2 separate regions of the Homo sapiens genome follow, and region 1 is linked to region 2. The links are chromatin loops, found by intact Hi-C in ENCODE. Cell type or tissue: OCI-LY7. All regions are shown on one strand. Links, peaks and the distances in the headings refer to the core of each region. The heading gives the core; the rest is flanking DNA. Region 1 overlaps PIK3AP1 (phosphoinositide-3-kinase adaptor protein 1). Region 2 overlaps PIK3AP1 (phosphoinositide-3-kinase adaptor protein 1).

Region 1 (15,392 bases), core at 3,874-11,873, 52 kb after region 2:
CACTTCCAAATGTCCACTCTGCAGTGATTTTGGGTTGTGTAATCATTACCAGATCAGCACTCCTGAGAGTGAATGCCCAACCCTCCTCCAAAATTAGCTGCCCCTGTAGACTATCATTTCTGTCAGTGACATCATTCTTCCAGTCACCCACGCTCAAAATCTTATCTTCTTGTCCCGCTTTCTCTATTTTTCCCATTGAATTTCCCTCCTAAATCTCGTACACGTATCTCTTGCTTTCTAATCCCAAGGCCACCATCCGTTGAGGCCCTAACCACCCTCATGCCTGCATTAAAGACCTTGTGCACTAACTTCCTCCACAACTCAGGGAAGCATGTAAACACTAGACCCACCCTTCCTTCCCTTCCTAGTCTGTGGAACTCACCACTGCTCTTCCTTCCTCCGCATGAACTGCACATGGAGCCTGCCCATCCCTCTCTGCCATCAGCCCTGTCCCTGCTTTATCCTAAGGCCTGAGCCTGGAGTGGCATCTGGGTAGGCAACGGTTGGGAAGCTAGTTAGGGTGACTTATTCACAGAGCTGGTTTGGAGCAAATCTGATGGGGAGGCATGAAGGGGTGGGGGACAGGAAATTTCCCTTGAAGAAGCCTTGGCAGAGTAAGCACACTCTTTCTCTTCAACGTTATGTTTATGTGCCAGGGGGCTACTGCAGATTTAGGGACAAACAACTCACCCACCCACCCACAAGCACCTCATGGCATTTTCACTGTTGATTCGACAGGCACTTCAGGGCCTTTTGCTCCTCCCAGCCAATGTCATTCCCCACCCAGGATGAAGATGAGGCCTTGCAAAAACACACCACCTGAGCCCTCTAAAGTTCATAAATAGTGATAGTAAAGGGGGTTGGTGATAAGAATCAAAGGGCGAGGATAAGTCACAGGAACTTAGCACTTGATACTATCTCAATAAAATACGAGGCCATGGAAATGTGCTATGATATATTCCTCAGAAAATGTTTATAACATGGCTCTCATTTCTTTCTAAAATTAATTTTCTAATTAAAACATAAAAATTACATATATTTATCATGTACACCATGATGTTTAAAAATATGCACACATTAGGCTGGGCGCGGTGGCTCACGCCTATAATCCCAGCAGTTTGGTAGCCCGAGGCAGGTGGATTACTTGAGGTCAGGAGTTCGAGACCAGCCTGGCCAACATGGTGAAATCCCATCTCTACTAAAAATACAAACATTAGCTGGCGTAGTGGCACATGCCTGTAGTCCCAGCTACTCAGGATGCTGAGGCAGGAGAATCACTTAAACCCAGGAGGCGGAGGGTGCAGTGAGCTGAGATCATGCCACTGTACTCCAGGCCTGGGTGATAGAGCAAGACTCTGTCTCAAAAAAAAGAAAGAAAGAAAGAAAGAAAGAAAAGAAAATATGCATGCATCATAAAGTGGCTAGATCTGGCTAATTAAAATACGCATTACCCCCACCCCCCATCTTTCACGTAGGTAGGATCTACATGTGCTTATCTCTACATCCAACCGACTAAAGAACAAGAGATAGCCCTTTAGCTGGACCATTTCCATAGTTTCTCCAAATGCCATTTTGGTCACATTGCTGTCCCAGGCAACAGAAGGCCCTCTGAGATAAAATGGGTAAGGCTCTTACCACATCCTGATGTTGAAGGTTCTTCTTCCACTGACTCAATATAACCTTCATAATCATTTTTCCCCACTATCCCAGACTCAGGCCACTTCTCAGCCCAAATGCAAACGCATCCTGTGCTTTCCTCTCCCTGTGCCTTGCCCATGGAGTTCCCTCGTCCTGGGATGTCTTTCCCTTTAATCCTTACCGATGCCTCTTAAAATCCAACCCTCCTGGCCGGGTGTGGTGGCTCACACCTGTAATCCCAGTACTTTGGGAGGCCGAGGCAGGCGGATCATGAGGCCAGGAGATCAAGACCATCCTGGCTAACATGATGAAACCCCGTCTCTACTAAAAATACAAAAAAAAAAAATTAGCTGGGCGTGGTGGCGGGCGCCTGTAGTCCCAGCTACTCAGGAGGCCGAGGCAGGAGAATGGCGTGAACCCAAGAGGCGGAGCTTGCAGTGAGCCAAGATCGCACCACTGCACTCCAGCCCGGGCAACAGAGCAAGAGCAAGACTCTGTCTCAAAAAAAAAAAAAAAAAAAAAAAATCCAACCCTCTTAAAATCCAATCCTTTCTTTCAGTGTCATCCTCTCCATGAAGTTTTCAACTGTCCACCCCATTGAAAGCCCTTTCTTATTTTGCAGATTCTATGTACATGCCAGTCCCACAGCAGGCAACTTCCATGCTTAGGAACTGAACTCACCCACTGAGTTCTCCGTCTTCCCTCTACCCCACAATCATGCACCATGTCCTGCTGGTCCTGTCTGCTTTTTACCCCTCCAAAGTGTTCCTTCTTCTCCTTACTCACTGCCCCTGCTCAGCGCAGGCCCACAGCACCTCTCCCCTGAAAGAATGCAGCAGCCACGTGCCCAGGATCCAGCCTCCAGCCTCCAGCCCTGCCTGACATGGCCATTCCAGGTGTCAGTGTTCTCTCTTAAATCTAGTAGAATTCTGTTCTCTGTTACTACTGTCCAGGAATCCTAATCTGCCCTTCAGAGCATCTTCAGACTACACTGTGCTTATTTCCGCATAAAAGTCCTTCACGTGTTTGAAGGTAATTATCATGTATCTCCTTGGTATTTTCTTCTTTAGGAAGACAGCAAAGTATAGAGGATGAAACTCTGAGTTCAGTGTTGGAGGCCTGGGGCTTTTGATTCTAACCAGTTGAGTATCCTTGGGCAGGTCATTTGTCAATGCTGAGCCTCTGTCCCTCAGTTCCACCCCACCCCAAGTCTCGCTCTGTCACCCATACTGGAGAGAAGTGCAGTGGTGCAATCACAGCTCACTGCAGCCTTGACCTCCTGGGCTCAAGTGATCCTCCCACCTCAGCCTCCTGAGTAGCTGGGACTATAGGTGTGCACCACCATGCCCAGCTAATTTTTTATTTTTTTTGTAGTGATGGGATCTGACTATGTTTCCCTGGCTAGTCTTAGACTCCTGGGCTCATACAATTCACCTTGGCTCCCAAAGTGCTGGAATTATAGGTGTGAACCATTGCACCCAGCCCAAAAGTCCAAAATTAAACACTCCCCGTTCTTTCTCTATTCCTCAGGCCCAGGCATGTGTCCAGATCGCTCATCTTTGTGTCGCATGATAAGAACAGCAATCTCCTTTTGGGAAAATCTTGACCCCTCCACATTCACCAAGTGGTGTGAATGGCAGCTGCCAAGTTTTTAGAAAGCCCACACTCCAGGCTACCAGAGTGGACCAATCATAGTCCTCTAATCTCCTGGCCACAGTTAATCAGCCTAGAGTAAGGCACCTGATCAATTAGATCCTACCCTGAGATTTTTAAATTTTGGGCCAGAGAAAATAAACATTGGTTCCTCTTTAGGGCTGGAGTTGGAAGACGTGAGGTATGGAAGCTCCTAGGGGCTGTAATTCTTCTTCTTGGAGATGACTCATCAGAGAGAATGATGCCAATATTCGGAGACATAGAAATGAGAAGTGAAGAGGTAACTCCAGGGAGTTCCAGTCCTTGGCTCCAGGTATCTCTGAGGACCAACTGCACCCGTTCCCTGCCCATAGCTTGCTTAATTCCTCTTTTTCCCAGGTTGGAGTTCCCTCCTTCCAAGCAAACAAGCACAAAGCAATACATTAGCCTTTCAAAGCAGGCCTCACATGGAGACAGCTGAGGCTTGTCTGTACCTCCCCGAAACCCTCAAACTAACTCCCCACTCTCCCCACCTCCCGCAAACAGCAACTCCAGATGGGTAAATGGAGTTTGTGTATAATACAAGAAAGGATGTTATATCTTGCTATATGGCCACTGTTCGCAAGGGAAACTCAAGATGCACCTTAGAGCAATTGTGCCCCCTTGCTGATTCATACTGAGCATGTGGTCACCTCAGAACTTGAGCTGTTTTTCATGTAAACTGTGGAAGCCAAGCCTTTCCCTTTGCCATGCTATGATTGTACAGTTGGGTTTTATTTTATGTTTTTCTTGGATGGGGGAGGTGGTGGGCAAGGCTTGGGACCTAATTGCAATAATTCAACACTTAACTTAGTTAAATGTTATACGTTGGACTGGGGCCAGTGTTCCAGCCCATCGGGATTGTTTTAACTCAGGATTCCATCACTGATGGCAGAATTTCCCAACTGGTCTACCAATAGAATGAATTACAGACGTGCCAGGATATTCATTCCTTTCATTCTTTGCTTGGTGAAGTGAAGCTTGGGACACTTAACCCATGTTAGTGGCTCCTAACTCTTATCATTTTCTGAGTATTCCTATTTCAAGTTCCCATAGTTATGGTAACATTGGGAAGGTAAATGTTTTATAACATAAAATTATTTACTAACAAAAAAATGCTCATTTATGAAATCAGTCCCTACTTAAACATCTCTGCTTGCTTAATCTTGGTGCATGTTTTCATCCATCAGGTCATATTTTTGTTGCTTAGTCTCTCCCAGATTTAAGATTTCTCCACAATAAACTATGAGTGCAATGTGATTTGGTTTTACAGGGTAATTCTAGATTTTGCAAAAGAGAAATTTTTTGAAGTTGATGAAAGTGATGTTGGAAAACTGTATCACAAGTAAAGCTGCTGACAGTTAGAGAGGTTACCTACTGGACAGAAGAAAACCCATACAGATGCTTTCCAATAATCAAAATCAAATAAGATCACATGGTGGTTAAGAGGAGGCCTTAAGAAAATTGTAAAGGTCAAATGTGTTGTGAATCATATTTCAATACAGCTGTTTTAAAAAATCAAATGTGAACTAAGAAATGTTATATTGTGGCTGGGTGCAGTGGCTCATGCCTGTAATCCCAGCGCTTTGGGAGGCCAAGGCAGGCAGATTACAAGGTCAGGAGATAGGGACCATCCTGGCCAACATGGTGAAACCCCATATCTACTAAAAATATAAAAATTAGCTGGGCATGGTGGTGCATGCCTGTAATCCCAGCTACTTGGGAGGCTGAGGCAGCAGAATCGCTTGAACCAGGGAGCTGGAGATTGCAGTGAGCCGAGATCGCCACTGCACTCCAGCTTACTCTGACAGAGCAAGATTCCATCTCAAAAAAAAAAAGAAAGAAAGAAAGAAAAGAAAGAAATGTTATATTGTTTTAGCATAAAATTACGTCATAAAAATGTACTCAAACCCTCCTGTACAAAACCTAACAACAATTGATTTAGTCCTTGTGGGGTTTTAGAATTAGCCTATAAAAGGGGTATAGCTCAGTGGCAGAGCATTTGACTGCAGAATTAGCCTATAGCTGAAATTATAATCAAAACTGTGTTAATATAATAAATAAACTTATTTTCTTAATGTTCAGTTTTGTTTTTCAAAATAAAAGTCCCAATCAAGAATTTATTTTTGTATTTACTATGAAATTTTAACCCAGGCTTAATTGTATCTACCTTAAATGAGCTTTTCCCAGGATCAGTTGTCTTCAGATTATGAGGGCTTCCTAAACCTGCCTTGTTGCCATTCCTGCCATTGTTGCAGCTTTCATCCATTGCTCCTTGCCCTGTCCACTGTAGAAACATAGAAAAGGCCCTGCCCCTCTGTTCTTCCATGTGACAGGCCTTCAAAACTCTGATAGTTCTCGTGGCTCCAATAAAACTTTTCTTTACAACAAGTTCACTTCCTTCAACTATTTCTCATCTGACAGAATTTGAAATTCTCACATTCATTCTATTCAGTCGTTCAACAATTTATTGAGGGCCTGCCATGTCAAGTACTGTTACAGGCCCCAGGAAGACAGCAGTGAGCAATCCCCCCAACTTCCCACCCCACCCTGCTCTTCTGAGGGAGGCTTCCATTCTGTTAAAGGGACAATAAACAAAATGGGCGAATAAATGAATGGATGGCTGGACAGATGGACAGACGGATGGATAACTGGATGGATAGATGGAAAGATGAATAGTTGGATAGATAGATGAGTGGATGGATGGATGGATGGATGGATGGATGATTTGTGTGTGTACTCCTCGTTCAGCCTGCCACTAAAATGTTGAATACTTCTCCAGATAAGCTGACAAATGCAGGGTAGAGGAAGAGCTTCTTCTCTGATGCCAATACTTCTGTTCATAAACCTTCACGTAACACTTTCTTGGAAGTGACATTGCTCTGTTGACTCATGTCTTCAACTAAAGCCACCAGATCTTACATATGCTACTCTTAAAATACATATCCCTTTATCCTGTTCTTGTGCAACTGTTGGACTCTGTGCAGAATTTTATATTGATCCTTATTACTTTGCAACAGACACACATTTAGAATGTAAAATCTGCAAACTGCGGGAACATATTAATATATGCACATCAGCATCACTGCTGTCTACAAACTTAAGAAGTAAAATGCTAATTTTAAAATTAAGTGCTTGAATAAAGCTACTCTAAAAGTTTAGATAGTCCTAATTACTACTATGAAAAAATGACTGCCCTGCCTGAAAGCCATAGTTAACCTGGGCTCTAGGATACCATTAAATAGCCAAGCATGTAACATTTGCCATAATTACAAGCTGGGCCTTTTCTTCTCTTTTTCAAGATGGTTGCTCAGGACAGTCATTTTTTTCTTTAAAGGATGCTGTAAGGACCTATCAAAGAGGCCCCCATGATATCTCAGGTCTGCTTTATGATTCAAAGGGAGCATCCTTCATACCTCTGGATACTCCTGGCATTAAGTAATAGGGTAACACTGTTTAGTGTCCCTCTCCTGCTAGGACACATAAACTTCACAATGGCAGGGGGTGCATCTGACTTTTTCATCAAGTCTCCCCTGGATCTTGCACAGTGCTGCACCCATGGCAGACACTCCATAAACTCAATAAATATTTGATGAATATAAACATAAATTTACAGTCTCATCTATGCCACTAACTGTGTAATACTGGGCAAGTCATCTAACCCCTCTGGGTCCTACTTTGTTCATTTTAAACTAAAGGGATTAGTCCAGATGATCCCAAAGTTTCCTTTTCCCTTCCCTCCCCTCCCCTCCCTTCCCCTCCCCTTCGCTTCCCTTCTCTCCCTCCTTTCTTTCTTTTTTTTTTTTTTTTCAGGGTCTCCCTCTGTTGCCTAGGCTGGAGTGCAGTGGGGCTGTCCTAGCTCACTGAAGTCTTGGATTCCTGAGCTCAAGCGATCCTCCCACCTCAGTCTCTCAAGTAGCTGGGACCACAGGTGCATGCCACCACGCCTAGATAATTATTTTACTTTATTTTTGTAGAGATGGAGGTCTTGCTATATTGCCCAGGCTGGTCTCAAACTCCTGGGCTCAAGCAATCCTCCCGCCTCAGCCTCCCAAAGTGCTGCACTGGCCCTTTTCTAATGTTCATATTCCATATTTCCATCTTGTTGACTCAATGGCTTCTTGCCTCTGTTTCCCCATCAAAGACTCTAAAGCTAGATTGTTTTGCAGAGTATGGGCAAGTTTTAATCACATGCATGCCCCGGACCATGGGAAAGACTAGGGCAAAACACTGTTTTAAAGGATTTCTATAACCTACGGGGATTCCTAATTCAAGTGACTACAAAATAAAAATAAATATTTAGTCTGCCAAATAACTATACAGTTATTTCAGCATTACATTTTTCCAGAAAAAAATCTATAACACAAAAACACAATCACAGTCAGAGATCTTTTCTGGCAACAAACTCAGGCTTTGAGCAAGGATATTCAGAAAATTTTAGAAAATAAAAGGAAAACCCTGGTTCAGAACAAGTTAACAGGTTGGTTCTGTTTGGAATACTAAATGCCAGATCCTGCAACAGAAATGTTTTCCCACATTTCACATGCTCTAAAAGCCGAGTCAACTGCTAGTGCTAATATTATTCTATCTGCTAGTTATGATGAACGTCCTTCCTATCTTATTGCAAGCTTTAACTGCAACTACAGCCTCAAACATTAGCTGTACATGTAAAAAGAAACTTATTTTAGTCTAATTTAAAAGTAGAGCATTTTCATTTCATCATCAGCCTCCCCCGCTATTTCCTGTGTTATCAGATGTTGGAGAGTAAACCAGCAGTCTGTGAAACTGGCAAGCTGGTAGACAAAATAGGCATATTCAACCAGCATTTTCTTAAATAAGAACCTAAGATGGTCTGACTTCTTAATGGTGATGGAGAAGATGCACATATTCAGAAGTTATAAACCCAGAAGAAAAAGTACCAAGGAATTCCCAAAATGACTAACCCAATTCTAGAGGTTTCCTCCAAAACTCTATAGATTGCCTCACTTTTATGCTCTCCTTTAAAAAAAAAAAAAGACACAGCCAATTTAATCTCTGCAGAGACAGACCTATACATATCCCAAGGAACTAACAATTCCAATTGTTAACTAGCTCCTAGACTGGCATACTTAATTCTTCTGTGGGACAGGTTGTTGTATCTGGCACATTTTTAAGTATGGACACAGAAAAATACATGTGCTGTGTAGGCTCCTGTTTGAACTTGAAGAGTAATTTTCTGTTTAGAAACACCCTATGTTACCGAAGACAAATTTGCTCCATGGAAATGGTTGACAATCCAAAGGGCATCAAGCCTCTACATAAGATGCTCATGGGAGGGACATCTTTTCTGCAACTGGGACATTCAAAATGGTCCCAAGAGTTAGGAAAATGGATAATAACTCATGAATATACTCACTCCTCCAGTCATCCATCCAACCACCATTTACTAGGCATCTACCACACATAAAACATTGTCAGTAAGAGACCAGTATTGTTTTTCTAAACGTAAACAGTGAAAATTTTAAAAGTCCCCAAGTTTTTCCCCACAGAACAGGCAATTTTGATCAATTACTGATTTTGTTAATTTTTCTGTGTCTTAGAAAACCAACTGTCCTATTTCAGTCTAAATTTTACCAAACTGGCTGAAACTGAAAATTTTCTGCCCAGAATGAAGACCATATGACAAGCCCTATTGTGGTTTCAATAATTTCTCCAATGGGCAGATCAAGAATCATTTAAGGCATTAAATCATCCTCTTTCCTGGGCCATCTCAGACCTACTCTGGGTCATGTGAATGGCTGGTGGAAACCAAATTGAAAAGCTGCGAAAACATCCTGTAATAACAGGGAAATTAACAAACCCATTCTGTAATGCATATTTACCCCCATTTCCTCTGCCCCCATTATCTTTCTATGAACCCACATGCATAAATCTTCATGCAGACCATAGTAAACAGTACATGTAAAATGTTAAATACATACATTCCTTCATATCCACACAGATAATGGTATAATGTGATATACTCCTAAGACTCAACTTGAGCTAATGTCCATAAACAGAAAGTTATTATTAATGCATTTAAAGTTTCATTTAAAATTCTATTGTGAAGGATAATTTGTTAGCTGAAGTGAATACACTACCATACCTTGATAGGATTTGGAAAAATATTAGATCGAGACCCAGTAATGAAATGCAAGGTATGTAAAATCACACATAGTTGGAATTAAGAAATTTCATGGTTGTAAATGTCTGAGATGTCAACATATTTTTCCCATAAGCATTTTAAAGAGAACAAAAATAGATACAGAGTGGCCAAGTGAATTGCCTCAGGTGGCTCAACCAGTTTCTGTAATCTGGAAATACACACCCTTATTCTCTTACTGATTGTCATAAAGATTGTAGTAACCTAAGAAGACATCAGCCTAAATTTGACAAGAGTCAAAATATGACTCCGTGATAAGTAGCTGTTCTCTCGTTATAGGTATTAGCCCACCCCGAGTGAGTGACGGTGCAGTCATTACAGCAATAACACAAACCAATACCATGTTGCTTCCACTTATCACATCACCCTAATGAAGCTAAGGAAAAAGGCCACCAGGTCTGTACACGCGAACTTAACTTGAAGTGTACCCTACTTGGATTATCTGAGTGCAAGCCCAACATCTTCCTCTAGAGTCTATCATTTTTCTCTTCAAAATTCCTAACTAAAAGTAAAACAGGCTGGGTGTGGTGGCTCATGCCTGTCATCACAACACTTTGGGAGGACAAGGGGAGGACTGCTTCAGTCCAGGAGTTCGAGACTAGCCTGGGCAACATAGTGAGATCCTATCTCTACAAAATAAATTTTTTTTTTAATTAGCCGGGCATGATGGTGCATGCCTGTGGTCCCAGCTATTCAAGAGGCTGAGATGAGAGGATCGCTTGAGCCTGGAAGGTTGAGGCTTCAGTGAGCTATGATGGTGCCACTGCACTCTAGCCTGGGCAACAGAGCAAGACCCTGTCTCAAACAAACAACAAAAAGTAACACATGAACACAGAAAAATTAAAACACTGGAGAAATGTCTAAAACAAAAAGTTCCAAATGTCCTCCATCCACCCAAAGGTAACCACTATCAACAGTTTTTTGTATATCCTTTCAGGAAAAAAAGTAATGCATATACCAACATAAATATATTTCTTTTTAAAACATACCTAAATCACATTATACTATACACATTCTTCTGTATCTTAGTTTTTTCTTTTTATAAATCCTGGCAGACTTTCCATATCAACACAAAGAGAACTGCTTGGTTCTCTCTGAGGTCTGGATGGTATTCCATTGCATAGATGCAACAATAATCTATTTAACTGGGCCCAAGGCCAAACATTATTTTTTGAAGGGCAGACGAGCACCCTGGTTTGATTCTGTCCTCACAAAGGCTGCCAGGAGCTCCGTTTCATTAGTTCTGATGGTAAGCTGTCATTTCGAGGACAGAAACTCTATTGTTAATCAAAGCCAATTTTGTCTCAACTAACACTGTATTTCTGGAGCTTGGGAACAAAGCTAAACAGGTGACAAAATATAGAAGGGAACAAAGAAGGGGGGAGTGGGAAGGAAAAACAAGAAAGAAGAGGTCAGTAGTGAGGGAAAGAAAGAAAAAAATAGGCCGGACGCTGTGGCTCACGCCTGTAATTCCAGCACTTTGAGAGGCTGAGGCAGATGGATCACCTGAGGTCAGGAGTTTGAGACGAGCCTGGCTAACATGGTGAAACCCCATCTCTACTAAAACTAAACTAAACTAAACTAAACTAAAACTAAACTAAACCAAACTAAACTAAACTAAAAACTAAACTAAAAACTAAACTAAACTAAACTAAACTAAGCTGGGTGCAGTGGTGCATGCCTGTGATTCCAGCTACTCGGGAGGCTGAGGCAAGAGAACTGCTTGAACCTGAGAGGGAGAGGTTGCGGTGAGCAGAGATCATGCCACTGCACTCCAGCTTGGGTGACAGAGAAAGACTCTGTCTCAAAATAAATAAATAAATAAATAAGTAAAATAAATAAAGCAGTGTTATACAACATTCCAGCACCTGGCAGATGCTCATTCAATACCTTTGAAATGACTGAATAAATGAATGAGTGAAGAAACTAGAAGAAGTGTACTTTTAACACTTAAAATATTAAAATATTAGGCCCGGCGTAGTGGCTCACGCCTGTAATCCCAGCACTTTGGGAGGCCAAGGTGGGTGGATCACCTGAGGTCGGGAGTTTGAGACCAGCCTGGCCAACATAGAGAAATCCCATCTCTACTAAAAAAAAACCCCACAAAATTAGCCAGGCGTGGTGGCGCACACCTGTAATCCCAGCTACTTGGGAGGCTGAGACAGGAGAATCGCTTGAACCCAGGAGGTGGAGGTTGCAGTCAGCCGAGATGGTGCCACTGCACTCCAGCCTGGGAAACAAGGGCAAAACTCTGTCTCAAAAAAAAAAATTAAAATTAAATTATTAACTGATAGATGGCTCCTATTCTCTGAAAAGTAAACATTCTTTTTGAGCTTCACTGTCCAATATGGCAGTCACTGGCTACATATGGCTACTGAACATTCGAAATCTGTGTTATCTATAAAACACATACTAAATTTCAAATATAAAAGAAAGATGTAAAATATCTCAGTAATTGTTACATTGCTTATATATCAATAAGAGAATATTTTAGATATATTATTACATAAACTATATCATTAAAATTAATTTTACTTGTTTCTTTTTACTTTTTTTAAATTACTGCAGCTGCTAAAAAATTTTGAATTTCACATATGGCCCACATTATACATTTTTTGGATAGCGCTGGTTTTGAATGTAGACACCATCACAGCAGTGACTGTCTTTCCTGCTCTAACTGAGCACCCAACACAGGGCCTTGAGAATATAATAGATGCTCCATAAATAACCATCAGATGAACAGTTGGCTCTGATTTCTACATAAGGCAATAACCAGGCCTTGGACTACAAGACAGGAGGCCCTCACCCTGATCCTAGCCCTAATGGAAAAGCAGGTGTGTGACTTTGGGCAAGTCACTGAACCTGCCTGGGCCTTGTTTCTGTCATCTTTAAAACGGAAATAACATTAACATCTGCCTTATAGGGAAGCTGCACAGGCCAAATGAAATAATGTCGATAAAAGGGTTTTGAAAGAGGGTAACACAGATGTCAGGTCCCTCCTGAATTCTACTATTCTCTTCTAGTAATAGTGCCAGGAGAAGTGAGATGCAAAAAATACTGAAACAACAGGGTAAGAAATTGACCGATAAAATTCCTACATCTGATGTTTCCATTCTGGCATACATTAGAAAATTCAGACAGAGACAGGTGCAAACTTGAAATTCTCACACGAGCGGAAATTTCAGCATTCGTGACTCCCTTTTCCCCGTGGCTCACCAAACACAGTTGACATAGGGACTTGCAGACACTTCTTTGAGGGACCATGAAAGTGTAACGCGAACAGGAGAAGGCCCTCTCTGGGTGGCCGCCGAAGCGGCAGGAGAGGCCGAGTTTACCACCCCACCGAGATCTCTCGGCTTTGCAGGAAAACTGTAATCCTGGGCGACTCTGAAGGCTCAGGGGAAAATTTCCATGGGCACAAAATCTATTGTAGGCATTAGTCCTCGTTAACTATTCCAGGAGCAGCAGGCAGTGACCCACAGTTAGGAGTGTGAACAACCCCTGATTCCGCAAGGCAGTTAGGGTATCAGGCAGGGGAAACCCCAAGTGACTCTTGGACAGGCTGTAGCTTTTTAGTGACATTGGAAGGATTTCACTATCCCAGCTGGGTATCTTCTTCCCCAAATCAAAAAGATCATTTCAAAAAGGAAGAGAAAAAGAAAGCGTCCTTCAGCAGGGGGTATTTAAGGAGGATCCTGGAGGAGGCAATTGCAGAGTGGCTTAACCCACAGCAGAGAAAGAGCAACCCAACAGCCCACAGGCACAAGGCACCAGGACAGCAGCACCACAATCGTTGCTTTCAAGAGATCCAAGCCTAGATTTTCCCCTCAGTCCTGCAAAGTGCCCCATAAGCCCCAGAAGTCGTCCATGACTTACCATCTGCGAGGCCACGACACCGAGCAGAGCGCAGCAACTTCCCCTTTGCTCAGAGGGTCTGACTCCCTTCTCTTCTCTCAGGGCTGCTGCCTGTGACGCGCCAAGGCCAGGCTCTGAGCCCCTTGGGACTACTGTGCCCATAACAGCCCATAATAGCCTATAACAGACCACAGGGCCTGAGCTACCGCGGGCTCCTGTGACCCAAAAACCGAAAGACAAGACACCAGGCATGGAGCAAAGCTCAAAGCTGGGCTGCATAGCAGAACCAACTTGAAGGCTTTTTCAAATTCATATTCCCAGGACAAACCTCTAGAGATTCCTATTCAGTAGGTCTGGGGTGGGGCCCAGGTATCCACATTTTAAACATAGTGCAGGGAAATTGCCAATGCTCAGCCTGACTTGGAAATTTATGGCCTGGAGCACTCAGGGAAGCGTCATTTTCTCTGATCCTTTCTCTTCCTTGAGCATTCTTCATTCTTTATCTCAGTGTGGAAGAGGAGGGTGGAGAGGAAAGACTTAGGGGAGAAGCAAGGCCAAGTGTAAGCTTTCTAGGCCCAAAGGCCCTGTGTTCCAAAGTGAGTTCCAGTGCTTACCCCAATCATTTAACCTCTCTGAACCTTAGTTTTCTCATCTGCAAAATGGCGCTGAAACCATCTGTGCACTTGGGGTTGTGGGAGGAATAAATACATGTAAAACACCTGATGCATTACACAGGGTAACTGTCATAAAAACCATTCATCTTCTTATGAATTATTTCCCTGAGGGGAGGAGGGTACACATTCTCCATACGACTATCCTTGCAAGAGAAACTGCAAATGTAAACGACAGACTGAACCAAGCATAAAGGGAATAAAATAAAATAAATAGCAGTAAGGAAGGCGGTAGATTCAGGTTGCATGGGGGAGGGTGGGGAGATGCTAAGAGCAGGCTTGCAACCCTGTCTCTGGGGACTCTATAGCAGTATGATCCAGAGGAAATTAACAGAGATTCACAAAGATTTAGGCATGAAGCTGTATGAACATTTATTGCAATATTATTTATAAAAGGGGAAAAATTAGAACTTACAGGGGTTTTTTTCTTCTTTAACATTATGACAAACACAAATTATTTCAGAAAAAAGTTTCTTTTTAAATTTAAGAAAAGTTACACAATGGAATATTTTTCAGCTATAAGAAAGAAGAAAATCTTGCCATTTGTGACAATGTGGATGAACCTGGAGGACATTATGCAAAGTGAAATAACCCAGATACAGGAAGGCAAATACAGAATGATCTCACTTATATGTGGAATCCAAAAAAGTTGAACTCATAGAAGCAGAGAATACAACGGTGTTTACCAGGGACAGGGGTAAAGAAGGGGACTTGGGAAGATGCTGGTCAAAGAGTTGAACTTTCAGTTTTAAGATGAATAAACTCAGGCCAGACGCGGTGGCTCATGCCTGTAATCCCAACAGTTCAGGAGGCCGAGGCGGGAGGATCATGAGGTCAAGACATCGAGACCATCCTGGCCAACATGGTGAAACCCCATCTCTACTAAAAATACAAAAATTAGCTGGGCGTGTTGGCACGTGCCTGTAGTCCCAGCTACTCAGGAGGCTGAGGCAGGAGAATCGCTTGAACCGTGGAGGCAGAGGTTGCAGTGAGCCGAGATCACGCCACTGCACTCCAGCCTGATGACAGAGCAAGACTTCGTCTCAAAAAAAAAAAAAAAAGAATAAACTCTGAGCATCTAACGTACAGCATGGTGATTATAGTTAATAATACCACATTTTTTACTTGAAATTTGCTAAGACTAGACTTTAAGTGTTCTCACCACACACACACACACACACACACACACACACACAATGGTAACTATGTGTGCTGATGTATGTGTTAATTAATTTGATTGTGATAATCATTTCACAAAGTATATGTATAAAAAAATCACTTTGTACACTTTGAATATATACAATTTTTATTTGTCAAGTATACCTCAATAAAACTAGAAAATATTAATTAATTAATTAGTTAATTAACTTAGGAAA
Region 2 (15,392 bases), core at 3,265-11,264:
GACAACCCCACATGTACACATAACCCGGGCATACAGTGAACTACACAGAAAACTCTGTTAAGTGAAGGGAGTCTGTTTCTAGACAAAGAGCATTTTGGGAGGGAAATCAGAACAAATCCCTGCATTCCTGGATGCTCAGGGCTTGTACTTCAGATCCCAAGCACTTAAACTTCATGACTTGCAAATTAAAAATAAACCAACATGTACTGAAACCTGCCGGTCTGAGGAGAAAGTGCAAAGTTCTTTCATTTCAGCAAAGAAAAACAACAACAATGATAAGGAGACTCTGGGGCCACAGCCTCCTTCTGGAAAAGCCAGCTATAGAGTCACACTGCACTGTACTTGAGGAGTCAGCCAGAAAGAACCCACTCCTGGAATGCAAGAAGCTTGAACAGTGAGAGAACACCCAGGCAGGCACTTAATTAAAGAATGAATCAACAGCAATAGTGAATTCTCAAAGACACCCATATGATACTCCTCCTGGGACACAGACCACTTAGCTGCAGTGGAAACTCCATCCAGATTATATGCTGTTAATTTAATAGAAAACCAAGTGAGTATATAACACAGTGAAATGTCAGCTACTGAAAGACTATTCTTCTAGAAAGGCTTTCAAACCCTGAAAGTAGGCCAAAAGAATTTTTTTCTCCAGCAAGAATCTTTTGTGGCCAAAAAGAGAGCCTTAGAGCAAGGAGCATCGTAGCCAAACATTTGAAGAGAACCTGGAACACAATGGGTCAGTTTGCCTCCAGGTAGAATGGTTTGACTGACCATGTCAGTAAGAAAGTCTAGCTTTTCTGTACCCTAAAGAATTAATGGGATGGAAGAAAGAGGGAGAGGAAGATGTGGGAGAGATATACAATCACACACACACACACACACACACACACACACACACACACACACTCTGTGATAGTTATTTTATTTTTTGATTCAGGGTCCCACTCTGTCACCCAGGCTGGAGTGCAGTGGTGCAATCACGGCCCACTGCAGCCTTGATTTCCCAGGCGATCCTCCCACCTGAGCCTCCTTAACTACAGGCATGCACCACCATGCCTGGCTAATTTAAAAAAAATTTTTTAGAAGTGGGTTTTCGCCATGTTGCCCAGGCTGATCTTGAACTACTATACTCAAGCGATCTGCCCACTTTGGCCTCCCAAAGTGCTGAGATTACAGGCATGAGCCACCATGCGTGGCCTATGATGGTCAATTTTGGGTGCCAAATTGACTATATTAGGAAATACCTAGAGTGAGGGTGTTTCCAGAAAAGGAGCATGCGAGTAGAAAAGATCCACCCTCAAGGTAGGCAGGCATCATCTAATCAGCTGAGGGCCCTAATAGAGCAAAAACAGACAAAAGGCAAACTGGTCTCTCCCCAGGGGCTGGCATACACTGCCATACACTCTTCTACTCCTGGTTGGACATCAAACTCCAGGCTCTCCACCCTTTGGACTACAGGACATACACTAGCTGCTCTCCCCTTGGGTTCTCAGGCTTTCGAGCTCAGACTGAGAGTTACACAATCAGCTTCCTGGTTCTGAGGCCTTTGGGCTACGTACTTTGGACTTCTGAGTTGATGCTGGAACGAGTTAAGAGTTTTGGGGCAACTGGAATGGAATGAATGTATTTTGCATGTGAGAAGGACACAAATTTTGGAGGCTAGGAGCAGAGTGCCATGATTTGAATGTGTGCCCCAAAATTTCATGTGTTGGAAACTTAATCCCTCCATCCTCATGAATGGATTAATGTTGCTATCGTGAGAGTGGGTTTGTTATCACAGGAGTAGCTTTGTTGTAATAGCAAGACCTCTCTGGCTCTCCTGCTCTTGCCCTTTTGCCATGTGAATACTTTCCACAATGTTATGATGCACAAGATGCCAGCACCATGCTCTTGGACTTCCCAGCCTCCAGAATTGTGAGCTAAATAAACTTATTTTCTTTACAAATTACCCAGTCCATGGTGTTCTGTTATGGCAACAGAAAACGGACTAAGACACACACACAGACACACACACACACAGACACACACACACACACACACACACACGAATAGCAGTGTAAAATTAGAGGGCTAATGAGTGATGGCTGGCATTGGCAATGAAGAAGGGGCTGCGGATAAATAGTTTAGGAGAAGCTGCAAACAAGTTCTGTGGTTTTCTTATGCAGACAAATGCCTCAGTACAGTACCCCTGGCAAGCACAAAGACCCTCTGCCATGCAGGAGTGAGTCTATGGGATGCATTTGTGGTGCTGTGCAGTGAGTCGCACGCGGTAGCCCACCTGAACACAGTCCCACCTGCATTCTCAAAGCAGTGTCTTTTTCCTCCACAGCACTGTCACAGTTTGTGGTTATATATTCAGTTATGTGGTGTTTTTGTTTAATATTCAGCTCTCTCACTAGAATGTAAGCTTTGAAAGGCAAGTTTCATGCCAGCTTGTTTACTGACTCATCATCACCTGGCACAGCGTGATTTAAACACATGAGAGGTTTGAAAAATATTTTTGAATGAATGAATGAACGAACTAATAAAGGAAAAACAAATGAACACATGAATATGAAGGCATTTGGGCTTTGTGAAGGAATCTGGGCATTTCTCAAGCCGAGAAAAGAGAAAGGCAATTTAGGCAGAAGGAAGAGTCAAATGCAAGGGAACATGAAAGAAAAGGCAGCTTGTAGTGACCAATGGAGTTACTGCCACCCTGAGATGTCTCACACTCGGGGACACCTAACAGATGTCTCAGTACCACCTATCAGGTGGGTGAGGTCTTTACACTGGAATACTGACACACTATTCCACCCACAAAGTCGAGAATTACATCTTATTTTCTGGTAGCTCAAATTCAAGAAATCGCTGAACACCTATTGTGTACAGCACTGGGATAGGCACTGTGGATGATACAAAGCTGTAAGACATGCTTCCTATCGAGGCCAGGAGAGGGTAACCAGAGAAGCACGTATATAACTAGAGCCCAAGGGGATGTGTGTGCAGTGTCCCAAGGTAAGCGTGACCTGCAAGCTGTGCAGGTTCAGAGGGGAGCAAGGTTGCTGCTGTCGATGGGGATTTTATCTTTAAATGTTAAAACATTCAATCCAGTGTGCTTTCACTAAGTCCCTATGTCCCCAACATAGTTCTTGTATTTATGGAGGAGCAAAAAGCAACAGGAAGTCAAGAGGTACACTGAGCTCATCTCCCTGCTCCCCAGTGGGTTCTGTCCTTGCAGGTAAGAACTCATGCTGTGCACCCAGGCCCACGGGCCTTGAAGCATCTCTTGGCTCTACTCGCCAGAATCTTGCCAAAAGGGATGGCAGGAGGATGACAGAGCCTCAGCAGTCACAGGGAGGGAGGCTCCTGAGAGAAAAGGATGCAGATAGGAGAGACAGTATGTTTCATAAGCAAACCAGTAATGTAGTCATTTTGCATACAAATTGTCCTTCAGTTGGTTTCAGACCTACAGGGCTGGGCTGTGAGGTCCTTTACAGTCCCCAAGTGTGCCCCCAGCTCAGATGGAACCCAGCTTGCAGAGAGGGGCTGTAATCAGAGAGCTCAGGTAAAGAAAACACTGCTGGAAATGATCTGTTACAAAGATGCCAGTTACCAGGGAGGTTGCTAAGGGAAGCTGGCAAGTTAGCTAGAGCTAAGTCAGCTCTCCACTACATAAACACTTGAGCTACAGAACCATGAGGTAGGGATCAGGGGTTCAGAAGAAAAGTTCAATGTAGGGGTAACATGAAGCAGAACAGTCCTCTGGGATTGATTAGTGAGTCTGCAGTTTCTAACGGCAAGATGATAATGCCTTTCTCTTTTCGCTCCTTTCGCTTTATGGAAGAAAAATGAGGCTCTCGGGTATTGAAGCAAAGCTACAACCCACAAAGCAGATTACCCTGGAAACAGACTGGACAAGGGCCTCCCAGAACTGCCCCCCCAAGGCCATTCTACCCAGAGCCTCAGAGAAGTGACCAGTCACTGGGCAAGCTTTCAACACAAAATTAATTACCTAGGTCCAGGGACCACCAGGACTACCATATCATTCTCCAAGGTAAGGGCAGGGGACAAAGAACTAAGTGAGAAAAAGATGAGGAGATAGTGAAAACACCCACGGACATTTGCCTTGAGTTTTATTTAATGTTTGCATAAGCTTGTCCTTAATAAAGACATTTTATCTCTTACATAATAAGGTGTGAAGGTTGATGCTTTAAATATGTGGGGTCTTTTTTTTTTAATTTTTGAGACAGGGTCCCATTTTGTTACCAGGCTGGAATGCAGTGGTGCAGTCATGGCTCACTGCAGCCTTGAACGCCCAGGCTCAAGCGATTCTCCCACCAGAGCCTCCTGAGTAGCTGGGACCACAGGCATGTGCCACCACGCCCTGCTAATTTAAAAAAAAAAATTTTTGTAGAAACGAGATCTTGCTATGCTGCCCAGGCTGGTCTCGAACTCCTGGGTTCAAGCAATCCTCCCGCCTCAGCCTCCCTAAATGCTGGGATTACGGGCATGAGCCACCATGCCCGGCTGATCTGTGGGGCCTTGATCAAAAAATTCTTAAGAGAATTGGGAGCAAAGCTGAAGGTTTGATAACAAGACACGTAGTTACCACCTGGTGGCAGCATATCTAAACTAAAGACTTGTGAGTGTGCCGTGTGTGTGTGTGTGTGTGTGTGTGTGTGTGTGTGTGTGCGTGTGCATGTATACACCCACGCAAGCAAGTTCAGGGGAAGAAGAGATTGGAGCAGAATTGTACAATCTCAGGGTCAGAACCCAACACCTCTCTCCAGCCCCATTTCAATTAACACTGGGAGCTTCCCCTATAAGCTTCCAACTCAGGTGGTTGCCTTGGATTCTCTTTGGAGAAGCAACCTCATTACCACCCCTTTCCCAAACTCAAGTCAGAAAGATTTGTCCCAACAACAGTTAGGTGATCTCCAAAGCAGTGATCTGAAAGTGGCCTAAAGCCTGCCACCCTAAAGCCTGTTTGTCCTGTGAGCGAATCAGTGAGTGAGCAAGTGAGTGAATGAACACAGCCTAATTTCCTTAATATGGTTATTTTCAGCCTCCAGGGTTACCACAGTCAATGGTGGGGCACTGATAAACGTGGCAATCTAGACATTTAGAAATAGCTCCTGTGTAAGTGTCCCTCTCAGGGCTGACAAATGCAGACCCTAGAAGGGCAGGCCAGGAGAGCCCTACATTCCAGTGGGACAGCAGACAGATTTGCCTCCTGGGAATTCGAAGACACAGATTCCTGATCCAGTCCTCCCTTGATGGGACTTAAGTAAGTTACTAAATCTTGGAGCCTTAGTTTTCTTTCCTGTGAAATGGAGATCATCCTATTCACTAAACCCTGGGATGGTCAGATGAGATCACGGGGATACAGGCAGTCCATGGACTTTTAAAGGGCTGCCAGATGTTCCAAGTTATTATTCTGCTGGGCGGTGCTGCAAATACGCATTTTAGATTTAGCAGTTTGTCCTTTATCCTACTTCTTTATGAATTAAGCTGCCTTGTCACCTACAGAGCCACTGTTAGTAAAATAAATTATTCCTCCCCAGGTCCAAGTTGCTGCTGCTTCTGAGCCAGGAGGTAAGCGATCATTCTCAAGGTTAAACTTGACGCCACAGAGACAGAAACACAAACCAAACCATGTCTAGAGTTAGAAAATTCAGAGTTCACATAACTGGGGAAATGAAAAATGTGGGCCGGGCATGGTGCCTCACGCCTGTAATCCCGGCACTTTGGGAGGCCAAAGCAGACGGATTGCTTGAGCTCACAAGTTCAAGACCAGCCTGGGTAACATCACAAAATCCCATCTATATGAAAAATACAAAAAATTAACTGGGCATGGTGGTTCACACCTGTAGTCCCAGTAACTCGGGAGGCTTAGGTAGGAGGATGGCTTGAGCTGGGGAGGCAGTGGTTACAGGGAGCTGAGATTGTGCCACTGCACTCCAGCCTGAGCAATAGAGCCAGATGTTGTCTCAAAAAAAAAAAAAAAAAACAGAAAGAAAGAAAGAAAAAAAGAGAAAGAAAGAAAGAAAGAAAGGTAGAAAGAAAGAAAAAAAGGAAGGAAAAGAAAAGAAAAAGAAAAGAAAGAAAAATGTGGTGGGTTTCCTTTTCCCATGCAAAAAGTAGCCAAATTTGACAGGCTGCCTCCCCGCTGGTAGCCTCCTTCCAGCTACACGGCATCCAGAAGCCCCCTGGCCCGGGTGACTTCACAAGTTGCCAGTTGGCTACAAACCAGGCTAGCTCCAGAGCACACTGCTGCCTTGGGAAGCCCTGGTAAACCTCACTGATCCTGCTGTGAGGGGCCCAGCAGACCAGGAATAATGGAAGAGACACCTGTGGCATTCCCTGCAGGTTTCCAGTGCTGTGGTGGGAGCATGGCATGTGTTAGAACATCCAGGGGGACAGCAAGTGTAAGGCTCTGTCAACACTAAACTGCCAATAAAGTAGGGCATTCTTTAATTGTCCAGTAGTTTCATAGCAAAGACACAGGGCAGAAAGGATGATGCAGTCTCCAGATTCAAGTGGGTACTGGTGGTTCTCCAAGTGTTCTTTTGTGAGTGAGTCCCTATTCCACAATGGAAAGGACTGGGTCCTACCCACTTCCCCGCCTGTATCTCCAACACCCAGAAGACATCAGTAACCGAAATGTACTAGATGCTCCAGACATGCTTATTAGGTATATGGATAGGATGATGGGCAAGGCTAGGGGGCGCCAGAGGCTGCTTTGTTATCCAATATCTGGAGCTGCAGATAGGGGAAGAAAGGCTATAGAGGCTAGATGGTTTTTCCAAAAGGAACCACGACTAAAATGCATGGTGTTGGATAACAATTTCTGCAGAATATGGTCCTAATGACAGAGAAATCTGGATTCAAATCTGGGCTCTATCACTGATTGGCTGTGACACTTTGGGAATGTTCAGCCCCTCTGTGCCTCTGTTTCCCCATTTGTAAAGTGCAGGTAAGAAAAGCATCTTAGTGGGGTAGCTTTCGGACTTCAGGTCCGAAATCAAGGGTGTGGATGGTAGCGATGGTGCTTTCTCTCCCCACATCCATGCCAAGGCACAGCTCATTCTGGAAGAGCTTCCACCAGCACTTCTAAGCCTCCCAGTTAGGTGACGGAGAGGAGCTTTTATTGCTCTTTCCCCTAAAGGAGCACCCAATCTGAATGGCAAACACCTAACAACCTCTGGACCACATCTTGCAGGTTCTGGGGTCAGTGTCAAAGGCCTGCTGGCATCAGAGACTGCCTCTGGCCCTCTGACCAACCTATGCCTTCTCTCCAAGGCATCCTGTTGGTGCCTGCTCTTCCATGAGTTCATGGATGGGAAAGTCAGGCCCGCCTCCCTGTGGGCCCAGGGCCCTACTGTCTTCTTTTCAGGCTGAAGGCTTGTAACACTCAATATAGCCCATTCCAGAAATTCCCCCATCCATAATGCTGATACCTTGGTTGATACTTCTCTTCCTTGAATCTATTAATGAAAACCAGAGGGAAGGAGGGCTAAGTCTCCGGTGGTGCCTCCGCATGCTTAGCATTTGGTAGCGAATGATGGTAACACATGAATAAGCCTCTTAGAGGGCCTGCTGTGTGGGTCTCCTGCTTCAACTCCAGTACGTGCGTGGAGATCAGATCCACTGTTACCCAGATCAGCGGTTCTCAAGGGTGGTGGCACTGCCCCCTGGGGGCGTTTGGAAAATCTATGAGGGTATTTTGGGTGGTCACCAAGGAGATGGCATTTAGGAAAAGGGGGAAGGACCCTAGACATCCTGCTATGTGTGGGACAGCCCTGCCCAATGAAGAGATGTTTCATGTCCCTCGTGACTTTCAAATATTTCCCTAGACATACACATAAGTTTTAAAAAGTACGTATGATACATATTTATACCTATGTGTATATTTCTACATATCTGTGTATATGTACAAGTATGTCTGTATTTTTAAATTTAATGTCAGCAGATATAAGCAAAAATATAGACAAATATACCTCATTTTATTACTAATTATTACCAATGCCATATTGGCTGGGAGTCACAAGTCACAGAACTTCTCTCAACTCAGTTAAAGATTCCTATTTTGTTTTGAGTTTAGGTGTTGGAGGGGAACTTCTACTGCTCATTCACTTTTGTCAAAAGGCATTACTTTTGCATTGGAAAAAACAAGATAATAAAAAGTGGGCAAAGTTTGTTAGACAGTTTATAAGAAAAATCATGATCCTGAAGAATGATATTTTGAAAATAAGCTTACTATATATTAATGCAATAAAATCAAATTACCCCTCGCCCCCCAAAAAATCTGCTTATTATTTTCTGAGCCTAGAACCTAAACTGTTTCACATATAAACACATCTTATTTTTGCAAACACTTAATTTTTTAGAAATTCAATTTCTATGAAAATGGAAAGGAAATCATAAAGAGTTGTTCACCATCTAGGAAAATCCAGGTGCCAATGCCAACATTATTCCCATCATTTGAGCCACCAAGACTGCAAACGTGTCAGTCAATGTTTGAAGCCGTTGACCGTGATTCTGAGTGTGTCTGCATCTGACTCTTTTGTCATGACTTCTGGTGCAGGCATGTTTGAGTATGTCCTCTTCTTTAATTTCTCTTTCCTATTTCAATTAGGGCAGTATATTTGATTTCTGAGAATTTTATATGTAGGTAGGTTATATAATACATAAACCTCATGTCAGAGTAGGAAAATGTTTGTTATAAAAAGGACCCCTGGAGACTGAGGGCTGAGAGCCACTGATTTGGCCTCTCAGATCACGAGGCAATGAGTTCATCAATTCTGACTTCCAGATATTTGCTTAAACTCTCCCAGCAGTCATAACAGAGGAAGTTTGGAGAAGAATTCTGCTTGTCACAGCACATGACTCCAGCCCTAGCTTTGTGTAAAACAGGACCTTCATCTCTCTGGGGTGAAGTGAGGGTACATAGGGACTGCCCCGCGCCATCTTCATCCGGAATGAAAAAAGCTGTTTCTCAGCAGAAAGGTGGAAGCAGAACTGGGTTGTGCTACTTACAGAGGTCTTCAGTGGCAGCTGGGACAAAGGCAGCCATGGACTCATAGAGATCCTCGTCACAGCCGGGGTTGAGCGAGCATTTCATAAGCAGGTCTGTGGAAAGGTGGGCCATGGACTCGTACACAGCATCAGCCTCCTCCCCGTGCATCAGTTCCTCTTTAATGTGACTCTTGAGCATGTCCACCGTTTCCTGAAAGAGAAGATGAGGCCCACGGCGCCCTGAGGCAGCCTGACTTTCCGGGTGGAACTTGGCCCCCGAAGGCACTTGTGGCCAGCAAAGTAAAGGCTCCCATGAGTCAGGATTACAACTGGTTGTGTGTATTTGTATTTTCCCACCTGACTGAACGCTCCTTGAGGCCAGGCTTCCCACCTTTTTTAGTTTATTTCACGTTTTTGTTTTAATCTTCGTATCTTCCTACAACACTAAGCACAGAGTTAGGCACTCAGGAAATACTCGTTAAATGTCCACTGACCAGAGGATACAAATTAAAAATTACTTTCCCATGGCCTGATGTGGTGGCTCACACCTGTAATCCCAGGACTTTAGGAGGCCAAGGCAAGTGGATCACCTGAGGTCAGGAGTTCGAGACCAGCCTGGCCAAAATGGCAAAACCTCATCTCTACTAAAAATACAAAAATTAGCCGGGCATGGTGGAGCACGCTTGGAATCCCAGCTACTCGGGAGGCCGAGGCATGAGAATTGCTTGAATCCAGGAGGTGGAGGTTGCAGTGAGCCAAGATCGCACCAGTGCACTACAGCCTGGGCAACAGAGCAAGACTCTGTCTAAAAAAAAAAAAAATACTTTCCCGTGAGCACCTTTTAAATGTCAGGTACAATGCTAGGTATTTGCCTATACCCTATCTCCTGTAATCCATTCCACTACTGCTTGAGAAAGGTATAATATTCTCTAGTTTACAGATGAGAAAAACAAAGCTCACAAAAATCTAGTATCTTACTCAAGGGCTTGCAATCCTGATTTCTGATACTTCTTCTACACCCTAGTGGTTCCTCCAAAGGGAAAAAAATGACACAAGAAGGTGTGACCTTTACTGACTAGCCACGCAGAAATTCAAATGAGCTGAACAGGAATGCAGCTAAGGTGTTCTCGCCCTGTGTGTAGTCAGAGGTCACTCCGCAGCTTGGCACACTAGCCCCTGTTCCTTCAGCAGTCTCCTCCAAACTGTCAGGAACCCTGACAGTTTCCAGGGGTTCCAGCCTCGATTTTATGTCCTATGTGCCCAAAAGGAGAGATGATCTTGGATAAAGTGTCCTGACATCAGAAAGGTTCTCCCCTGCCTCCCACTGCCATCCTGCCTCCATGTGATTGTGAAGCCAGAGAGGTGACTTCCCTGAAACCTCTGCACAACTTTTCCTGGTAAGAAACTTTGGTGTTTCACAATCCTTATTTCAGCATCAACCCACAAAAATCCTCATTTTCACCACCACTACCCTAAGATAGCTAATCTTTTATTGACACTTCGTTAGTTTCCTCACGAGACCCAATAAAACAGATGACAGCTGTGAAATGTTGGAGATTCCAGATCTCACCTTTGGTTTTGATGTGGTGAAAAAAGGAAATGGGACAGTTCTAAGAGGCCATAAGCAACACAAAGGGACAGTCTTTTGGTCACAATGCTGAAGCTGCATCGGTTGAAGGTGACCACAGGGAGAAAGCAAAGATGGTATGACCTAGATTGACTTCGGCACAAAATGAAAGTGCATCTTTAAACATCCCAGTTAAATACAACAGGATAACAAGCCCGGGCTTCAGTATCAAACTAGGTGCAAATCCTGTCTCTGCCCTGAATAGTCTGTGGCCCTAAGCACAGTGACTTTGCCTTTCTAAGCCGTTTTCCTCTTTTGTAAAGTAAGGCTTGCAATACTGTCAACTTCAAAGGATTGTGGTGGGGATTAAATGAGATAATACATTTTCAAATCAAATACATTCAATAAATACTAGTTACTACTATGAACACAGTAGGTTATTAATAAAAACTATTGGCATGGAAATGAAATGCTACATTTGGTACATTTGTGACTTTAAGAAAAAACTGAGTAAATACACCCAGACTGAGAGCACCTTTTAGACTTATTTGTGTCAGTGACGCCCAAAAAAAAGGACTCACACCATTTTATTCAAAACACTTATACACCTGTAAACACTGGGAAGTCCCCTCTGTGCCTCCGTGAATCACTGTCTTGTAGATTTTCCAACACAGAGCAGAGAGTTAAGTTTCTGGGGAGATATCAGGCTCTGTCCTGTCTGGAGGTCGAGAGCAAGACCGGGCTGTGTTTATTGCTCCCTGTGAGGTCACAGCCCCATGCGAGAGGCTGAGCTATTCTCAGGTACCCTCTGGGAGTCTGTGAAGAAGGAGGAAAACCACGAGGGACTGGGATCAGGAAGAGCAGCTGCTTCCTAGGCATCAGAGGCAATATTGGGGCATGGAATAAGATGTAGACGTGGGGTGCGATCAGCCTCAAAGAAGGACCCAGAAGTCAATGTTTGAGGAGGAGCTGAGGGCCCCAAACCAGATGATCAGATAAACTGGGCATACCTGCCTGTCTTAACATGGGACCCAGGCAGGGGGTTAGAAAGAGAGAGCGAGGCTGTCAGCAGGAGGTGGGCCTTAGAGTTGCTGCCCTGATGCCTTTCCAGGTGCACAGCTTTATTGAGGTTTCTGCTGAAGAAGAAACCAAGCCTAATACAGTTCACCGGGGCCTGAAGGCGGGTGAGGCAGCTAGGAGCATCCCACCATGGTGCCCTGGAGGCAGGTGAGGAGGTGGGGGGAGATGATCAGCCTCTACCTTCAGCAGATTCACTCTATAAAGGTTTCTGTAAATTCTGTGAGGGTGAACCTCAGTGCTTAATAGAAATGATTTCCTTTTACCTTCAAAAGAACTCTATGACTCAAACTATGATTATCTTCCTTCTGCATATTAGGAAACTGAGAGAGGATACGTGACTTACCCAACGTCACAAGGCTAACAAGTGTTGGTACAGGAATTTGGACCCAGGTCCATGTGACTCCAGACCTCATTTCTTAAGCCCACACATACTGCCCATGGCCAGAAGAGGTACATGAGGACATGCTAGAGATAAAATCTGTTCGTATTTTGGGTGAAAGGGCAGCCATACTACCACAGAGTGCATTTCCAATCCTGGGCCCCTCCTGCCTTGACCTTACCACATACTCGTCGATGAACTGCCGCAGGTCCCTGAAGCCGTGTTTCTCAGCGATGGTGTTGGGGTAGTGGCCATGCTTGTTGGCCACGCTGTACGCCTGCAGGGCTCCTGGGCAGGTGAGCAACAAGGCAGTGAGGTTCTTCAGTCCATACTTCGCAGCAAAATGCAACAGGGTGGGCAGCTCTTCATCCCTCTGATCTGAAAATTATCAAGGAAAACTTAATAGGCAGATAAAAATAAAGGCACAGGGTGCCCTTGTTCATGGAGATGAAGCTGCCAAGACTAGCATGGCAACAGAAAGCACTCAGCCATTACTTATTGATTGACTGACCTAACATCTAACAGCTTCCTTCAGGACACCACTGAAGATCATGTCCTCAGATGCAGAGGACATAATTTTTTTTGTTGAGATGGAGTCTCACTCTGTCACCCAGGCTGGAGTGCAGTGGCGCGATCTTGGCTCACTGCAACCTCTGCCTCCCAGTTTCAAGTGATTCTCTCGCCTCAGCCTCTCAAATAGCTAGGATTACAGCTGTGCATCACGCCCAGCTAATTTTTGTATTTTGAGTAGAGATGGGGCTTCACCATGTTATCCAGGCTGGTCTCATACTCCTGACCTCAAGTGATCCACCTGCCTCGGCCTCCCAAAGTGCTGGGATTACAGGCATGAGCCACCATACCCGGCCATAACATTTTAATTAATTAGCAAATCTAATAATGAATACCCTACCATCTTCTCTAACAGGACTGGAGAATCCTGAGAAAAAGTACCAGTTCAAAATGTGCCGGGTTTGTTTAAAGGCTTAACTAGCAGCCACACAGTACAATAGGAATCATGTTTTGAACTTCTCTGCAAAGTTCAGAGCATGTATTTCTTAAAGCTATTGTTTCGTGCTGATTAAAAGAAAGCAGTTCATCCTCTTAGCCCTTATTCCTAATTTCATGATAAGTACACCAAGTAATCCTGGGTATGTTCCTTAGACTTTCCGCTGCCTTTAGTTCTCAACCAGAAAATACTTCCAGACTATCTCAAAAGGACCTGGGAGGATAAGTAAGATAGTATTCAGCAGGGTTCCTATTTAGGAGAGATTTTGAATGTTGGTCTTAATGCACACAAGCCCCACCAGGACGTCAGTTCACTCTCTAATTGGTGAAAAGCAAAGTACTCCAGAGAGGTGCTGGGTCCCCACGGACCCCCTCCACCTACTGACATCTGAATACAGCAAGTTAAACTCAACCAAGAAAATGGACATGTTTGTGTTTGCGGAGCTGGGGACAAATCTCTTTTTTCATAAACGTTTATTTTTAAGCCCAACAACTTTATAGACATACATTTATATACAAATGTATATTTTTTAACATGACAAACCCAGCCTTCTATTCCAAATATGACCTTGGAATGAAGGGTCTGAAAATATTCCCAGGATCTCAAATTGTCAGGCTATGAAATACTTTCTTCTAAGCCCCAAACTTAATAGAGAATAGTCACATCTACAAAAGTGCTGCAAGAACATTCCATAGTAGGAAAATGGGGAGAGGCAATACGAAAGAGAGTCCCCCAGGAGAAGGCCTCGAAAGTCATGTAAACTCACCCTTATGGTTCTCTTAGACTACAGAAGGATGGAACGTAGGCAGAAGGTAACCAGAGACTTGGGTCCCATTTGTGTAGTGCAACCATGGCATGAAGGAACGGTGGTGTCCACAGAAACACTACAATAGGCATCCTGTCCAGAACACCAAGCATCATCCCCGTGCAAGGGGTGTGACTCTCTCAGCTCCCAGCATGTCACATGTGCACAAGAGGCTGCTCCTCCCTCATTAAACAACTACTTGTTTAGAGCCTACAAAGAGCCAGCCACCCAGGAGCAGTTCCAGCCCTCACTGAGCGGACAGCCTAGCAAAGAAGACAGACACAGCTGAGGAGTGCTAGGTCAATGGCACCCAACATGCTGGTGGTCGGGGGGTGCCAAAGCAGGTGAATGGAACCTACTGGAGGTTTGGAGAAGGTCTTCTAGGGAAGTGCTACCTAAGCTGCTACAGGGAAGTGAGAGAAGTTAGCCAGGTAAACAGCAACCAAGGCAGGAAGGAAGGACTATCTTTCCATGAGTCTAAGTGGCAAGAGACAGGTGAAAAAAGCTCATACCTCCTGCAGATCAAAGCATAGAAAAGACAAGAGGGAGTGTGGAGAGAGATGAGGGCTTGTTCACAGGTTAAGCAGTTTGGATTTTATCTAGAAGGCAACTGGGAACCTCCCCTGACAGTACTTAGCTTACCTGTTCCTCATGCTATCCCTATGAGGAATAATCATAACAAGCTCCATTGGCTTACGCCAAACCAATTTAAAATCACTCATTTCCTGCTCCTCCGTAAGCCACCACATGTGTTTTGAGAAGGGGGTAAAGTATTCAGATTTGCAATTGAGAAGAATGAGGCTAACCAGTCAAGAATGAGTCCTTATCACAGGATAGGTTATAGAGAAGGGACCCAGAAGAGTTACAGCAGAAGGTAAACGCGTATGTTGATGGGATGCTGAAACCAGCAGGCTAGAATCAGCCCACGTTGGTTTCCTGAGGTTTGACTGTCAACTTACTTGTCATCATATCTTCTTCTTCCAGCTGGTTGATTCCAAAGAGGTGCAGTCCGCTTGCAGGGATATTGTTCTTCAGGGATTCGGTTAGCAGTTTATCAAGGGTCTCTGTGTTGTAGGGCACAATTTTAAAGGCCTGAAAACAAAAGTGAAGATGGTCAGATCTGAAATCCAGCTCTCTTCCATCCCGCAGATTCAAGACTGATAAGCCATGAGCAGAAATTACATGCCCAGAAATCTCAGGTTTCCTTGTAATATCCTTACCTGACACATGAATTCCACAGGATTCGCGGCATTGGACAATAAATTCCCAATTTCTTCCATGTCAGTATAATAGCTGATAACGGTTTCACACACCACTAAGTCTCCAGAATATATCTTCAGAGAAACGTTCCCAGATGAAAGGTCTGAACAGAAGAAAAGACACTATCAAAATTCCCAGGAAAAACAAGCATCCAGGGAAAAGTGGCTGTGGATATACACACTCCATCTGAGTGGTGAGGACACTAATTGGGGGCTGGAAGAAAGATCTTGGAGGTGAGCTGGGGCGGGAGTGAGGGAAAGGGTGGAGGTAGCAGGTGAGCAAACCAGCACATGGC

What was found. A loop is a pair of places that touch in the nucleus more often than their neighbours do. Peaks named below come from ENCODE experiments on the same cell type or tissue, not always from the same donor. Only the 100,000 strongest peaks of a DNase experiment are listed, where the experiment ranks them.
Region 1: a loop joins it to region 2, with 3 times the contacts of the local background. A loop is called at or near these places in 8 of 110 quality-filtered maps.

What each region holds. Positions count from the first base shown.
Region 1 is chr10:96,687,437-96,702,828 of GRCh38, forward strand. The region is part of intron 2 of PIK3AP1 (phosphoinositide-3-kinase adaptor protein 1); the gene reads right to left. Among named protein-coding and RNA genes, the nearest start is that of PIK3AP1, 25 kb to the right of the region's middle. RefSeq lists a silencer at 8,073-8,122 and enhancers at 12,907-13,407, 13,016-13,065, 13,656-13,775, 13,836-13,925. In OCI-LY7, for the core only: a CTCF peak has its summit at 3,959; DNase peaks (open chromatin) are centred at 8,055 and 9,836; H3K4me3 peaks cover 4,705 bases; H3K27ac peaks cover 5,236 bases.
Region 2 is chr10:96,636,452-96,651,843 of GRCh38, forward strand. PIK3AP1 (phosphoinositide-3-kinase adaptor protein 1) reads right to left here. Exons shown (of 17, transcript NM_152309.3): 5 at 15,058-15,200; 6 at 14,797-14,929; 7 at 12,208-12,404; 8 at 9,022-9,211. Among named protein-coding and RNA genes, the nearest start is that of TM9SF3, 57 kb to the left of the region's middle. RefSeq lists an enhancer at 9,021-9,090. In OCI-LY7, for the core only: CTCF peaks have their summits at 4,598, 4,797, 6,719, 7,657 (motif pointing left) and 1 weaker place; DNase peaks (open chromatin) are centred at 4,600 and 6,710; H3K27ac peaks cover 2,364 bases.